Regions from separate parts of the Homo sapiens genome. Here region 2 is linked to region 1. Evidence: read pairs that join two places in POLR2A ChIA-PET (ENCODE). Cell type or tissue: CD4-positive, alpha-beta T cell. All regions are shown on one strand.

What was found. ChIA-PET counts read pairs that join two places held together with the same protein. Peaks named below come from ENCODE experiments on the same cell type or tissue, not always from the same donor. Only the 100,000 strongest peaks of a DNase experiment are listed, where the experiment ranks them.
Region 2: POLR2A ChIA-PET joins it to region 1 with 6 read pairs; 10 of 35 experiments call an interaction of 5 or more read pairs at or near these places.

What each region holds. Positions count from the first base shown.
Region 1 is chr9:34,367,376-34,375,375 of GRCh38, reverse strand. MYORG (myogenesis regulating glycosidase) reads left to right here. Exons shown (of 2, transcript NM_020702.5): 2 at 2,370-8,000. The coding sequence starts at 2,433. The coding sequence ends at 4,577. Among named protein-coding and RNA genes, the nearest start is that of MYORG, 5.5 kb to the left of the region's middle. RefSeq lists enhancers at 2,547-3,047, 3,048-3,548. In CD4-positive, alpha-beta T cell, no CTCF peak of the experiment used is centred here; a DNase peak (open chromatin) is centred at 4,305.
Region 2 is chr9:34,159,142-34,167,141 of GRCh38, reverse strand. No RefSeq gene overlaps it. Among named protein-coding and RNA genes, the nearest start is that of UBAP1, 16 kb to the left of the region's middle. In CD4-positive, alpha-beta T cell, no CTCF peak of the experiment used is centred here; no DNase peak of the experiment used is centred here.

The DNA of each region.
Region 1 (8,000 bases):
GACCAGCTAGGGCTGACAAGCTTAGGCAGCTGGGGGCAGAGGGCACTGAGAATGAGGCCCTGAGCTAGCACCGTGTGGGAAGTGCCTATGGGAGGAGCTGTGTATTGACATTTAGGATCAAATTCTGCTCCACACCTTGCATTCTTGCATGGGGGAGGTGAAAAACCTGAGTATTTCCGGCATCTCCTTGGAAGTCCCTGGGGACTTAGAGACAGACACTGGCATCTGGGAGGAGGCTAATTACTGTTTGCTAGTCTCCTTCTCTTCTTCCCCCGAGCTGGAGCAGTTGGGCAACCAACTGGCTGGCTGTGTGTATGCCCGTGTGTGCACCTGGGTGGTGCTATTTCTTTGTTGGACTCTGCTCTGAAGCCTGGGACAGGAACGGTCAGTGGCCTTGAGTGGCAGAGTAGGACACACCTCTTCCCCTGAGCCTGTGTTTCCCTGTAGTCATATCTGTATTTTTTTTTTTTTTTTGAGATAGGGTCTCACTTTGTCACCTAGGCTGGAGTGCAGTGGCACAATCTTGGCTCACTGCAGCCTTGACCTCCTGGGCTCAAGCGACCCTCCCACCTCAGCCCCCCAAGTAGCTGGGACTACAGGTGCACACCACCATGCCTGGCTAATTTTTTTTTTTTTTTGTATTTTTGGTAGAGACAGGGTTTCAACATGTTGCCCAGGCTGGTCTCAAACTCCTGAGCTCAAGAGATCTGCCCTCCTTGGCCTCCCAAAGTGCTAGGATTACAGGCATGAGCACCGTGCATGGCCTCATATCTGGATATTTAGCATATAGTGTGTCAGAGTTTATGTGTGTTAGTGGTAGTGGTGGGTGTCTGATCCCTGGAGAGCAGGTAGGTGGAGGAGGTGCGCTGGGCCAAGCTAGGTGGGTGAAATCTCCTGAAGCAGGTGGCCTAAAGGATTTAGGTTGGGGAAGGAACGAGCTTGGTAATCACAAGATAGGCTTGGCTGGAAATGGAATCAGAATGGTAGCTGAGAACACATCATGCCTGGAGCCTCCAGTGCAAAGCAAACACTTTTAAATTTCATCATGGAAGCAATGAGCAGCTCTCGAAGCTAGGGATAGATATGGTTTGATAAGTGCTTTAGAAAGATCACTATGGTTGCCGTGATCAGAAGGCACTGGTGAGAAAGAAGTTAGAGTCAGAGAGGCCTGTTGGGGGAAGCGTTTGGTAATACAGGGGAGAAGTGACAGTGCCCAAACTATGACAGAAACAGGACAGTGGGTGAAACAGAGCGAGGAAGTAGCTGGCCCACAGATGTGGTGCCAGGAGCAAAGCAGGAAGGCAGGCATGGAAATGGATTTGGTGATGGATGATGGCTGAGAGCAGGGTGAGTTTGAGGGCAAAGAGAAGCAGATGTGAGAAACAACTGGCCCCCCATGCCAGGCTCCTGCCCCAGGCCCTAATGTCTGAACCCAACTCTACCTCCCTCCAAACCAGGCCCTGGGACTAAGTCTGGCTTTGGGTGTCTTCTTCAATCTCCAGACTTCATCAGGCTTTTGACTCAGGATAAAAACACATCCCTGAGCTGTTCTCCCTTCCTCCCTCCTCTCCCCCTCTGGGGACAGGGAAGCTAGCCTACCGCCCTGTTAAAAGTCTCAAGGGGGACTGGGCGAGGTGGCTCACGCCTGTAATGCCAGCACTTCTGGAGGCTGAGGCAGGTGGATCACTTGAGGTCATGAGTTCGAAGCCAGCCTGACCAACATGGTGAAACCCTGTCTCTACCAAAAATACAAAAATTAGCTAGGTGTGGTGGTGTGCGCCTTTAATCCCAGCTACTCGGGAGGTTGAGGCAGGAGACCCGCTTGAACCCAAGAGGCAGAGATTGCAGTGAGCTGAGATCATGCCACTGCACTCCAGTCTGGGTGACAGAGAGAGACTCCATTTCAAAAAAAAAAGTCTCAAGGAGCTGGCTGGACAATACCCCCTCTCCCACCCTGACCATCCACACCTCTAGGAGAGCAGGACTTTTCTAGTTCCTTTCCCGTCTCTTCAGCCCGAACGGCCCCATGTGTGATCTGGGGAGGCCTGGCTTATCCTGTGATCCTGGAAAGCTTCCTGACCCTCTCAGGGTTTGTTTCTCCACTAGGAAAATGAGGATGGGTGCCATCTCCCAGTCACATGGGCCGCTCCCCAGTCACAGAGTCCTAATTTGGGCAAGCATTAGGTCCCATGAGAAAGGGTGGGTTAGGCACAGATTGTCCTGGTAAGGGTCTCACCTTTGCCACTCTTCAAGCCCTCAGGTTCCAGTATTCATCTTCCCAAAGTATACACCTCCTCTTAGCTTGCGGCAGCAAATGGAAATATCATGGGATGAGATAGCTCAGTTCCATCTCTGTCTCCTCCTTTCAGAGCAGGTTGAGATGAACTCAGTCAGATGGCCCCACGGCCCGCTCCTTTCTTAGCAGCCCACTAATGCTCCAGAACCCTCAGGAGAAGAGCCAGGCCTACCCCCGCCGCCGCCGGCCTGGCTGCTACGCATACCGTCAGAACCCCGAGGCCATCGCAGCCGCAGCTATGTACACCTTCCTGCCCGACAACTTCTCACCTGCCAAGCCCAAGCCTTCCAAAGACCTGAAGCCGCTGCTGGGCTCCGCGGTTCTGGGGCTGCTGCTTGTGCTGGCCGCGGTGGTGGCCTGGTGCTACTACAGCGTCTCCCTACGCAAGGCGGAGCGACTTCGCGCGGAGCTGCTGGACCTGAAAGCTGGCGGCTTCTCCATCCGCAATCAGAAGGGAGAGCAGGTCTTCCGCCTGGCCTTCCGCTCCGGCGCGCTGGACCTTGACTCCTGCAGCCGCGATGGCGCCCTGCTGGGCTGCTCGCTCACGGCCGACGGGCTGCCGCTGCACTTCTTCATCCAGACTGTGCGGCCCAAGGACACGGTCATGTGCTACCGCGTGCGCTGGGAGGAGGCAGCGCCGGGCCGGGCCGTGGAGCACGCCATGTTCTTGGGCGACGCGGCGGCCCACTGGTATGGTGGCGCCGAGATGAGGACGCAACACTGGCCCATCCGCCTGGATGGCCAGCAGGAGCCCCAGCCGTTCGTCACCAGCGATGTCTACTCCTCCGACGCCGCGTTTGGGGGCATCCTCGAGCGCTACTGGCTATCTTCGCGCGCGGCCGCCATCAAAGTCAATGACTCAGTGCCCTTCCACCTGGGCTGGAACAGCACGGAGCGCTCGCTGCGGCTTCAGGCGCGCTACCACGACACGCCCTACAAGCCACCCGCCGGCCGCGCCGCAGCGCCAGAGCTGAGCTACCGAGTGTGCGTGGGCTCAGACGTCACCTCCATCCACAAGTACATGGTGCGTCGCTACTTCAACAAGCCGTCAAGGGTGCCAGCACCCGAGGCCTTCCGAGACCCCATTTGGTCCACATGGGCGCTGTACGGGCGCGCCGTGGACCAGGACAAGGTGCTGCGTTTTGCCCAACAGATCCGCCTGCACCACTTCAACAGCAGCCACCTGGAAATCGACGACATGTACACACCTGCTTATGGCGACTTCGACTTCGATGAGGTCAAATTCCCCAACGCCAGCGACATGTTCCGCCGCCTGCGCGACGCCGGCTTCCGCGTCACGCTCTGGGTGCACCCTTTTGTCAACTACAACTCGTCGCGCTTCGGCGAGGGCGTGGAGCGCGAGCTGTTCGTGCGCGAACCCACGGGCCGGTTACCTGCGCTGGTGCGCTGGTGGAACGGCATCGGCGCGGTGCTAGACTTCACGCACCCAAAGGCCCGCGACTGGTTCCAGGGACACCTGCGGCGGCTGCGCTCTCGCTACTCCGTGGCTTCCTTCAAGTTCGACGCGGGCGAGGTCAGCTACCTGCCGCGGGACTTCAGCACCTACCGGCCGCTGCCGGACCCCAGCGTCTGGAGCCGGCGCTACACTGAGATGGCGCTGCCCTTCTTCTCGCTGGCGGAGGTGCGCGTAGGCTACCAGTCACAGAACATCTCCTGCTTCTTCCGCCTGGTGGATCGCGACTCTGTGTGGGGCTACGACCTGGGGTTGCGCTCACTCATCCCCGCGGTGCTCACCGTCAGCATGCTGGGCTACCCATTCATCCTACCCGATATGGTGGGCGGCAACGCCGTGCCCCAGCGGACAGCCGGCGGCGATGTGCCCGAGCGCGAGCTCTACATTCGCTGGCTGGAAGTGGCCGCCTTTATGCCGGCCATGCAGTTCTCTATCCCGCCCTGGCGCTACGACGCGGAAGTGGTGGCCATCGCGCAGAAGTTCGCCGCCCTGCGGGCCTCGCTTGTGGCACCGCTGTTGCTTGAGCTGGCGGGCGAGGTCACCGACACGGGTGACCCTATCGTGCGCCCCCTTTGGTGGATTGCGCCCGGCGACGAGACAGCTCACCGTATCGACTCGCAGTTCCTTATTGGGGACACGCTGCTTGTGGCCCCGGTGCTGGAGCCAGGCAAGCAGGAGCGCGACGTCTATTTGCCCGCCGGCAAGTGGCGCAGCTACAAGGGTGAGCTTTTCGACAAGACGCCGGTGCTGCTCACCGATTACCCGGTCGACCTGGATGAGATCGCCTACTTTACCTGGGCGTCCTGACCCAGCCCAGGGCCCGGTAACCGCAAAGCCCCCAGTCTTCATGCAGACCTTGAACCCTCCGTCACACCCGCACCATGTACTCCCAGGAACCTCCCACCTCTATACCACCCATTAAGTGGCTGCTGACTTAAATGTGCTGGAACCAGCTGCTGAAGGTGGGGCCTAGGGAGGGGGCACTGAAGCAATCTCCTGCTCCAACGCACAATCCTTACTGTGCCCTTTCCACCCCCACACTCACACCAATCTGCAGAAACCTCTTCCCTGGGGTGGAAGCCAGAGAGCTTAGAGGAAAAAGGTCAGCTCTCTTCCTGTTATACATGGTTATACATGGTTGGGGTTTAAAAGCACAAAGAGAAACCTCCCCCTCCTGGCTTTCGTGGCCATCTTTGTCCATCTTAGGTGGGGACTTGATCTTATTTAAGGTCTCCAAATAGCCCCCACCACACTTAGAACGTGTGTTTTCTTAGTGTTAGAAGCCAGGCCCTGAGTCCCCAGCACTCACCTGAACTGTGGCTGATTTGGTCCCAGTCCAGCTGGGGAGGTGTTTGGCTGACAAGGAGGCAAGAGATCCCCTCCCAGGGAACAGGAGGACTGGGCTTAGCACAGAGCCATCATCATGTTCCCAATTTGTGAAGAGACTCCTAACACTGCACTAACCCATTTGTGTACATACATGGGCTCAGCCCTGGGCCAAATGTGCCTGATGGGAACAGACTTGCAGGGCCATGCAGGCCAGACTTCGTGCCTTAACTGAAGAGTGTGCGTGTGTGTGTGTGAGAGAGAGAGAGAGAGAGAAACACGCATCATGGGTCCCTGATCTATGAAATGAACACAACCTCTCTGAGGCTGGATGATCTGGAGGAAGGGGGCATGGAGCAAATTTGAGGCTCTGATTGCTGAGCCAGCCTCCTCCCAGGCGGTTTCCCCAGGACTCTCGTAGGAAATAAATAGCCCTTTCAAGATTCCTCAGCTGCCTCACCCCCTGCACATGTGCCTGGGGTGTGGCCTAGAAGGGAGTGATGTTCTTACTCTGGTGGTCTGTGCTTCTGAACACAGGCTACATGCACACACTGACAACTACCAATAAACAGACAGGGGAAGGTCTTTCATCTCAGCCATTTTCTCTTCCCCCCGCCCCCCCTTAGATGGAGTCTTGCTCTGTCACCCAGGTTGGAGTGCAGTGGCACAATCAGCTCACTGCAACCCCTCCTCCTAGGTTCAAGCGATTGAGTAGCTGAGATTACAGGCATGCATCACTATGCCTGGCTTTTTGTATTTTTTAGTAGAGATGGGGTTTACCATGTTGGCCAGGCTAGTCTCAAACTCCTGACCTAGTGATGCACCCACCTTGGCCTCCCAAAGTGTTGGGATTACAGGCATGAGCCACCACGCCAGCCATTTTCTCTTTCTAAGAAGAGCAACCTCAGCCGGAGTGAGTTTTTTCTGACTTTGCAGCTGAGTCTGGAGAAAAGTGGCATGCCAGAGCGGGTCGGTGGGAAACAGGGTGAACTTTAGCTTCCATCAACAGCTCTGGTAGCAAAACCAGTCCCCTACCCCCTAGAGAATGCATCCGTTTCCCCACCTGATATGGTTTGGCTGTGTCCCCACCTAAAACTCATCTTGAATTGTAGCTCCCATAATTGCCATGTGTTGTGGGAAGGACCCAGTGGGAGATAATTGAAATATGGGGGCAGTTTCCGCCATACTGTTCTGGTGATAGTGAATAGATCTCATGAGAGCTGATGATTTTATAAGAGGTTTCCCCTTTTGCTTAGTTCTCATTCTCTCTTGCCTGCCGCCATGTAAGACGTGCCTTTCTGTCATGCTTGTGAGGCCTCCCCAGCCACGTGGAGCTGTGAGTTCATTAAACCTCTTTTTCTTTATAAATTACCCAGTCTTGGTTATGTCTTTATCAGCACTGTGAAAATGAACCTATACAGTAAATTGGTACCAGTAGAGTGGGGCGCTGCTGTAAATACCCAAAAATGTGGAAGCAACTTTGGAACTGGGTAACAGGCAGAGGTTGGAACAGTTTGGAGGGATCAGAAGACAGGAAAATGTGGGAAAGTTTGGGACTTCCTAGAGACTTGTTAAATGGCTTTGACCAAAATGCTGATAATGATTGGGACATGAAATCCAGGCTGAGTTGGTCTCAGATAGCGATGAGGAACTTGTTTGGTACTGGAGTAAAGGTGACTCTTGCTATATTTTAGCAAAGAGACTGGCTGCATTTTGCCCCTGCCCTAGAGATTTGTGGAACTTTGAACTCGAGGGAGATGATTTAGGGTATCTGGCAGAAGAAATTTCTAAGCAGCAAAGCATTCATGAGGTGACTTGGGTGCTGTTAAAAGCATTCAGTTTTAAAAGGGAAACAGACTATAAAAGTTTGGAAAATTTGCAGCCTGATGATGAGATAGAAAAGAAAAACCCATTTTCTGAGGATAAATTCAAGCCCCCTGCAGAAATTTGCATAAGTAACAAGGAGCCAAATGTTAATCACTAAGACATGGGGAAAATGTCTGCAGGGCATGTCAGAGACCTTTGCAGCAGTGCCTCCCATCACAGGCCTGGAGGCCTAGGAGGGAAAAAATGGTTTTGTGGGCCAGGCCCAAGGTCCCCTTGCTGTGTGCAGCCCAGGGACTTGGTACCATGCATCCCAGCTGCTCTAGTCATGGCTAAAAGGGGCCAAGATACAGCTCAGGCCTTGGCTTCAGAGGGTGCAAGCCCCAAGTCTTGGCATCTTCCACGTAGTGTTGAGCCTGCAGGTGCACAGAAGTCAAGAACTGAGGTTTGGGAACCTCTGCCTAGATTTCAGAGAATGTATGGAAATGCATGTATGTCCAGGCAGAAGTTTGCTACAGGAGTGAGGCCCTCATGGAGAACCTCTGTTAAGGCAATGTGGAAGGGGAAGCCCCCACACAGAGACCCCACTGGGACACTGCCTAGTAGAGCTGTCAGAAGAAGGCCACCGTCCTCCAGACATCAGAATGGTATATCCACTGACAGCTTGCACCATGCACCTGGAAAAGCCACAGACACTCAACGCCAGCCTGTAAAAGCAACCGAGAAGTAGGCTGTACCCTGCAATGCCATAGGGGTGGAGCTGCCCAAGACCATGGGAACCCACCTCCTGCATCAGTGTGACCTGGATGTGAGACATGGAGTCAAAGGAGACCATTTTGGAGCTTTAAGATTTAACTGCCCTGCTGGATTTCAGACTTGCATGGGGCCTTTAGCCACTTCGTTTTGGCCAACTTCTCCCACTTGAAATGGGTGTATTTAGCCAATGCCTGTACCTCCGTTGTATCTAGGAAGTAACTAACTAGCCTTTGATTTTACAGGCTCATAGGTGGAAGGGACTTGCCTTGTTTCAGATGAGACTTTGGAGTATGGACTTTTGAGTTAATGCTGAAATGAGTTAAG
Region 2 (8,000 bases), 210 kb after region 1:
TAGATATTTGTCCCCACCCAAATCTCATGTTGAATTGTAATCCCCAATGCTGGAGGAGGGGCCTGCTGGGAGGTGTTTGTATCATGAGGGTGGATCCCTCATGGCTTGGTGGGTGCAGTCTTCGTGATAGTGAGTTCTCATGAGAGCTGGTCATTTAAAAGTGTGTGCACCTCGCCGCCACTTTCTCTTTCTCTTGTTTCCATTCTAGCCATGTGATGTCCCTGCTCCCCCTTTGCCTTATGCCATGATTGGAAGCTTCCTGAGGCCTCCCCAGAACAGATGCTGCTATGCTTCCTGTACAGCCTGCATAACCATGAGCCATTAAACATCTTTTTTTTTTTTTTTTTTTGAGATGGAGTCTCGCTCTGTCACCCAGGCTGGAGTGCAGTGGTGCAATCTCGATTCACTGCAAGCTCCACCTCCTGGGTTCACACCATTCTCCTGCCTCAGCCTCCCAAGTAGCTGGGACTACAGGCTCCCGCCACCAGGCCCGGCTAATTTTTTGTATTTTTAGTAGAGGCGGGGTTTCACCATGTTAGCCAGGATGGTCTCGATCTCCTGACCTCGTGATCCACCCACCTCGGCCGCCCAAAGTGCTGGGATTACAGGCATGAGCCACCATGCCCGGCCTAAACATCTTTTCTTGTAAATTATTCAGTGTCAGGTATTTCTTTTTTTTTTTTAAGTTCAGGGGTACATGCGCTGGATATGCAGGTTTGTTACATAGATAAACGTGTGCTGTGGTGGTTTGCTGCACAGATCATCCTATCACCTAGGTATTAAGCCCAGCATCCATTAGCTATTCTTCGTGATGCTCTCCCTCCTCCCTGCCAGGTATTTCTTTAGAGCAGCGCAAGAAGGACCCAACACATTGCCCATTCCTCTTTGTTAAAGCTTAGCATTCCTCCTTGCTTGAAGACAATGTAAAAATACCTGCCTTACAAGACAGGTGCCTGTTTACCTGGGCATGGTGGTGTGCACCTGTAATCCCAGCTACTCAGGAGGCAGAAGCCGGATAATCACTTGAACATGGGAGGTCGAGGCTGTAGTGAGCCGAAATTGCGCCACTGCACTCCAGCCTGGGTGACAGAGCAAGATCCTGTCTCAAAAAAAAAAAAAAAAAAAAAAAGATAGGTGCCTTGCCATCTGGATCTACTTTAAAGTCCCAACCTAATCATTGGACCAATAACTAAAATTAAATAACAACATGAATGACCAGGACATGCCGAAGGAGGAAAGAGACTATAGCTAAAGGAGCTGTAGAACATAACCAATATGTACTGACAAATGGCAGGAGAATATTCATGGGACTGGATTCTGAGGATTCCAATTCTCAACCAAAATAGGGAGAGGTTATCAACTTGGAACACAGGATTTAACACCCTGACAAGGACCCTGAGAAATAGTGCTAACATATTCTTAGGATGGGTCTTATGAGCTTAGAGAAAGTGATGGGCTGTAATAAATAAATAGAAATATCAGACCGGGCAGCTCATACCTCTAATACCAGCTCTTTGGGAAGCTAAGGTGGGTGGATCACTTGAGGAGTTTGAGACCAGCCTGGCCAACATGGTGAAACCCCATCTCTACTAAAAATACAAAAATTAGGCTGGGCGCGGTGGCTCACGCCTGTAATCCCAGCACTTTGGGAGGCCGAGGTGGGTGGATCAAGAGGTCAGGAGATTGAGACTATCCTGGCTGACACGGTGAAACCTCACCTCTACTAAAAATACAGAAAATTAGCCGGGCGCCGTGGCAGGTGCCTGTAGTCCCAGCTACTCGGGAGGCTGAGGCAGGAGAATGGCGTGGACCCGGGAAGCAGAGCTTGCAATGAGCCAAGATCGCGCCACTGCACTCTGTCTGCCTAGGCGACAGAGCGAAACTCTGTCTCAAAAAAAAAAAAAAAAAAACAAACAAATAAAAATACAAAAATTAGACCGAGCGTGGTGGCTTATGCCTCTTATCCCAGCGCTTTGGGAGGCTGAGGTAGGTGGATCACCTGAGGTCAGGAATTTGGGACCAGCCTGGCCAACATGGGGAAACCTCGTCTCTACTAAAAATACAAAAAAAATTATCTGGGCAAGGTGGCGCATACCTGTAATCCCAGCTACTGGGGAGGCTGAGGCAGGAGAATCACCTCAACCCAGGAGGCAGAGCTTGCTGTGAGACGAGATCACGCCATTGCACTCCAGCCTGGGCAACAAGAGTGAGACTCTGTCTCAAGCGAACAAACAACAACAAACAAACAAAAAATTAATGGGGAGTAGTGGCTTGCACCTGTAATCCCAGCTACTTGGGAGGCTGAGGCAGGAGAATTGCTTGAACCCAGGAGGGTGAGGTTGCAGTAAGCCGAGATCACACCACTGCACTGCAGCCTGGGTGACAGAGTGAGACTCTGTCTCAAAAAAAAAAAAAAAAAAAAAAAGAGGCCGGGTACAGTGGCTCATGCCTATAATCCTAGCACTTTCGGAGGCTGAGGCGGGTGGACCACCTGAGGTCAGGAGTTCAAGCCTGGCCAACAAGGTGAAACCCCATCTCTACTAAAAATACAAAAATTAGCCAGGCGTGGTGGCAGGCACTTGTAATCCCAGCTACTCAGGAGGCTAAGGCAGGAGAATCGCTTGAACCTGGGAGGTGGAGGTTGCAGTGAGCCGAGATTGCACCATTGCACTCCAGCCTGGGCAAAAACAGCAAAATTCCATCTCAGAAAAAAAAAAAAAAAAAGAAATATCAGAACTGCTATAGGAGATGGTGCAAGTAGGGATCAAAAGACTAAAAGAAGAGGAAAGTTAGAATGGATATACCGTGTAAAACCAGGAAACTTACCAAATGACTTTTCCACAGAAGAGCTCCAAGGAATTCTCTGATGAAAGTGACATTGGAGGGGCTGGGCACGGTGGCTCACACCTGTAATCTCAGCCCTTTGGGAGGCCAAGGTGGGTGGATCACTTAAGCTCAGGAGTTCAAGACCAGCCTAAGCAATACAGTGAGACCCCATCTCTACTAAAAATACAGAAAAAATAGCCAGGCATGGTGGTACATGCTTGTGGTCTCAACTACTCAGGAAGCTAAGATGGGAGGATCAATTGTGCCTAGGGGTGGACAGAGGTTGCAGCAAGCCGAGATCATGCTACTGCACTCCAGCCTGGGTGACAGAGTGAGCCCCTGTCTCAAAAAAAGAAAAGTGATATTGGTATTACTGAGAAGCTCAGTGGTAGCTGCCCTTGTGGTTTCAGAACAGGGCACCTTGATAGCAATGGGAATAATAGTATCTTAAAATAATAGAGGCCAGAGAGCAGCATGTAACCATCAGAAGCAAATAGTTGCAATTACAATGATCTATGAAGTTGGAACAGCAGCCAGAGGGTCCTGACCTGCAGAGAGCGATGGAGATGGCTAATAGTTCATGATGTTCTTAAAGGTGAGATGGCCAACAAGGATATTACTCAACCTAGACAATTAAAAGGAACCCAGGCTAGATGATCAAGAAGCTGAGTCATGATTCATTGCTCAGCTTCTGGATCACAACCAGTCTTCAGACCTGCAACCCAGTGACTGAAGCAGCTGCCAGGTCTCCAGAAGGAGGACCCCGTGACACTCTAATAAATGTATTTGGCAATGATTCCTCCAGTCCTTCCTCAAAAAGGTCCACTAGTATTTGTTTGGGCCCCCAAACGCAGTGGAAAGAGCAATATTACCCAAGCAATACAAGGACTGTTGGACACAAGGTCTGAAATGAAATTGATACCAGTATGGGACTCAAAGCATCCTCAGGATCCCCCCTTTAGAGTTGGGGCATATGGAGACCCTGTAATAAATGGACTCCTGGCCAGGAGCAGTGGCTCACACCTGTAATCCCAGCACTCTGGGAGGCCGAGACAGATGGATCACCTGAGGTCAGGAGATTGAGACCATCCTGGCCAACACAGTGAAGCCCAGTGCCTACTAAAAATACAAAAATTAGCTAGACGTGGTGGTGCGTGTCTATAGTCCCAGCTACTTGGGAGGCTGAGGCAGGAGAATTGCTTGAACCCGGGAGGCGGAGGTTGCAATGAGCCGAGATCATGCCACTGCACTCCAGCCTGGCGACAGAATGAGACTCCGTCTCATAAATAAATAAATAAATAAATAAATAAATAAATAAATAAATAAATGAGTCCTGGCCCAGGTTCAGTTCACAGGGAATCTACTGTGCACACAGACACACCCAGTGGTTATGTCCCTGGTTGCCAAATACATGAATAAAATCAACATACTTGGCTGTTAAAAGAACTAACACATTGGCCCTATGACCTGTGAGGTAAGTGCTAACGTCATGAGAAAGACCAAATAGAAGCCTCTGAAACTTCTCCCTACCCCAGCAAGATAGCAATCAAAAACAAGATTGCATCTTATGGGTAGTGAAAGAGATCAATGGTACTCTTAATGATTTAAGAGATGCAGAGGTAAGGCCAAGGCAGGCGGATCACAAGGTCAGGAGATTGAGACCATCCTGGCTAACACGGTGAAACCCCGTCTCTAATAAAAATACGAAAAAAAAAAATTAGCTATGCGTGGTGGCGGGCGCCTATAGTCCCAGCTACTCTGGAGGCTGAGGCAGGAGAATGGTGTGAACCTGGGAGGCGGAGCTTGCAGTGAGCCGAGTTGGCGCCACAGCACTCCAGCCTGGGCAACAGAGCGAGACTCCATCTCAAAAAAAAAAAAAAAAAAAAAAAAAAAGATGCAGAGGTAATAGTCCCTATCATAATTTCTTTTGGTTCAACAGAATCCTAGATAGATTCTGGAGGATGTCCAGTAGACTATGACACACTCAAAAAAGTAGTAGCTGCAATTGCAGGTGCCAGATTTAGTATCTTTGCTAAAGCAGATTAACGTTACCTCAAATACATGGTATGTGTGATATGTGACCATTAATCTGGTAAAGGCATTCTTTTCCATCTCTAAAGGAGGATCAGAAACAGTTAACTGTCACTTGGAATGGACAGTAGCATACATATATAGTCTTGGCCCAGAGCTATGTTAATTTCATGCCCACTATTATAATATATTCTGAGGCTGTGTGTGGCTCATGCTTGTAATCTCAGCAATTTGGGAGGCCGAGGCAGGAGGATCACTTGAGCCCAGGAATTCAAGGCCAGCCTGGACAACATGGCAAAACCCTGTCACTACAAAAAAAAAAAAAAATTAAAAATTAGCCAGGCATGGTGGTATGGGCCCAGCTACTTGGAGGCTACTTGGGAGTCCATAGCTAGCTACTAGGGAGGCTGAGGTAGGAGAATCACCTGAGCCCAGGAAGTCAAGGTTGCTGTGAGCTATGATCATGCCACTGTACTCTAGCCTGGTTAACAGAGCAAGACCCTGTCTCAAAATTGGTAGATAGATAGATAGATAGATAGATAGATAGATAGATAGATAGATAGGGTTTCACCATGTTGGTCTGGCTGGTCTTGAACTCCTGATCTCACCTGCCCTGCCTCGGCCTCTATTTAAAAAAAAAAAAAATAGTGATGGGGTCTCGCTCTCTTGCCTAGGCTGGTCTTGAACTCCTGGACTCAAGCGATTCCTTCCCACCTCGGCCTCCCCAAATGCTGGGATTACAGGCATGAGCCACTGTGCCTGGCCTAGAGAATATATATATATTCTGAAGGGACTTTAATCATCTGGATACACCACAGAACATCACATTGTTGCCGGTATGGAGGACAGAAAAGTAATCAGACTGGATGTGTAAAAAATGGCAAATTCATTGGAAGTCTTTTAAAGATATATGTGCTTTCAAATGTGGGAGATCAACTTTATGAAGGCTCAAAGGTCCACCACAACAGTTAAGTTTTTTTTTTTTTTGTCTGTTTTGGTTTTTTCGAGACAGAGTCTCACTCTGTCGCCCAGGCTGGAGTGGAGTGGGGCCATCTCGGCTCACTGCAACCTCTGCCTCCCGGGTTCAAGCGATTCTCCTGCCTCAGCTTCCCAAGTAGCTGGGATTACAGGAGTGCACCATGCCTGGCTAATTTTTGTGTTTTTAGTAGAGACAGGGTTTCATCATGTTGGCCAGGCTGGTCTTGAACTCCTGACCTCAGGTGATCCACCCGCCTCGGCCTCCCAAAGTGCTGGGATTACAGGTGTGAGCCACCGCGCCCGGCTAACAGTTAAGTTTTGGGTAGTCTAGTAGTTTGGGAAATGCTGGGACATTCCCTTCAAAGTAAAAGACAAATTACAATATTGCATCTCTCATTCCCCACACTCTCAACTAAGGTGTCTTTGTTCTGGAGGCAGAGTATTAGTCCTTACTTGGGAATATCACTCTAATCCATATACTGGGTGACACAAAAGGCTGCCAGCTTCGAGTGGGTCCAGGATAAGTGACGTGCTCAGCAGCAGCTCCAGGCTGGGATGCAAATGGTCCTACTGTTTGAACCATAGAACCCAGCAGAACCTATGGTGGTGGCTGCTATAGTCTGAATGTTTGTGTCCCTACAAAATTTACATTGAAACTTAATCTCCAGGGAGTGGGGCCTTTAGGAGATAATTAAGTCATGAGGTCTCCTCCCTCATAAATGGGATTAAGACCCTTATAAAAGAAGCTTCACAGTGTTCAGTCCTTTTTGCCCTTCCTCCTTTCACCATGTGAGGACATAGCAAGAGGCATCATCTTGGAATCAGACAGCAACCCTCACCAGACACCAGACACGCTGGCTCCATGATCTTGGACCTCCCAGCTTCCAGAACTGTGGGAAATAAATTTCTGTTCTTTATAAATTACCCAATCTCAGGTATTTTATTAAAGCAGAACAAACACACTAAGACAGTGGCAAAAGGCATCATGTGGAGTTTCTGACAAGCTCCGATAAGAGAATCACAACCTAGACCCCTAGGGTTCCACAGTAAGGCTATGATATCTGCAGCAGATAATTACAAATTTTTTAAAAAATGAGGCTGGGCGAGGTGGCTCACGTCTGTAATCCTAACACTTTGGGAGGTTGAGGCAGGGCAGGTGGATCATTTGAGATCAGGAGTTCAAGACCAGCCTGACCAACATGGTGAAACCCCATCTCTACTACAAATACAAAAATTAGCCAGGCGTGGTGGCGTGTACATGTAATTCCAGCTACTCAGGAGGCTGAGGCATGAGAATTGCTTGAACCTGGGAGGTGGAGGTTGCAGTGAGCTGAGATTGCTCCCCTGCACTCCAGCCTGGGTGACAGAGTGAGGCTCTGTCTCAAAAAATAAAATAATCAGCATCTGACCATGGCAAAGATGAAGTGCCTGACTGTAGGACATCAACCACATGGACAATACAATCCTTCATAAATTCTGTTTCTCAGGCCGGTGTGGTGGCTCAAACCTGTAATCCCAGCACTTTGGGAGACCCAGGCGGGTGGATTGCTTAAGACTAGGAGTTCAAGACCAGCCTGGCCAACATGGTGAAACCCCATCTCTATTAAAAATACAAAAAATTAGCCGGGCGTGGTGGCACATGCCTGTAATTCCAGGTACTTGGGAGGCTGAGGCACGAGAATCGCTTGAACCTGGGAGGTGAAGGTTGCAGTGAGCCAAGATTGCACCATTGCACTCCAGCCTGGGCAACAGAGTGAGATTCTGTCTCAAAAAAAAAAAAAAGTTTTGTTTCTCAGACTCACCACATCATAAGGTGGATGGGCCAGCAGCAATCTGTCGCAATGCAGAAGTGGTACATTCAGGAGCAGACACAAATACAGCTAAAGTGTATAAGCTGCAGGTGGCACGAGCCCCCAGTCATCTACTGCTCTTACCTTAGCACCTCTTAGCTTATATCTATTGCCATATATGCTCTTGTGGCCAGCTAACAGAGGAGGTTGGCTCGGTGGGTGAGAAAACGCAAGCAGAAAATAGGACATAGTGAGGACCCTGAAAGACAAGGTGTTAAGAAGCAATCCTCCTAACTGGGAAGCTTTGGCAAATGCACCATCTAATTTTGGTGAATAAAAGTAGCCTGAGGTTAGGATATATTCAGAATCATGGAT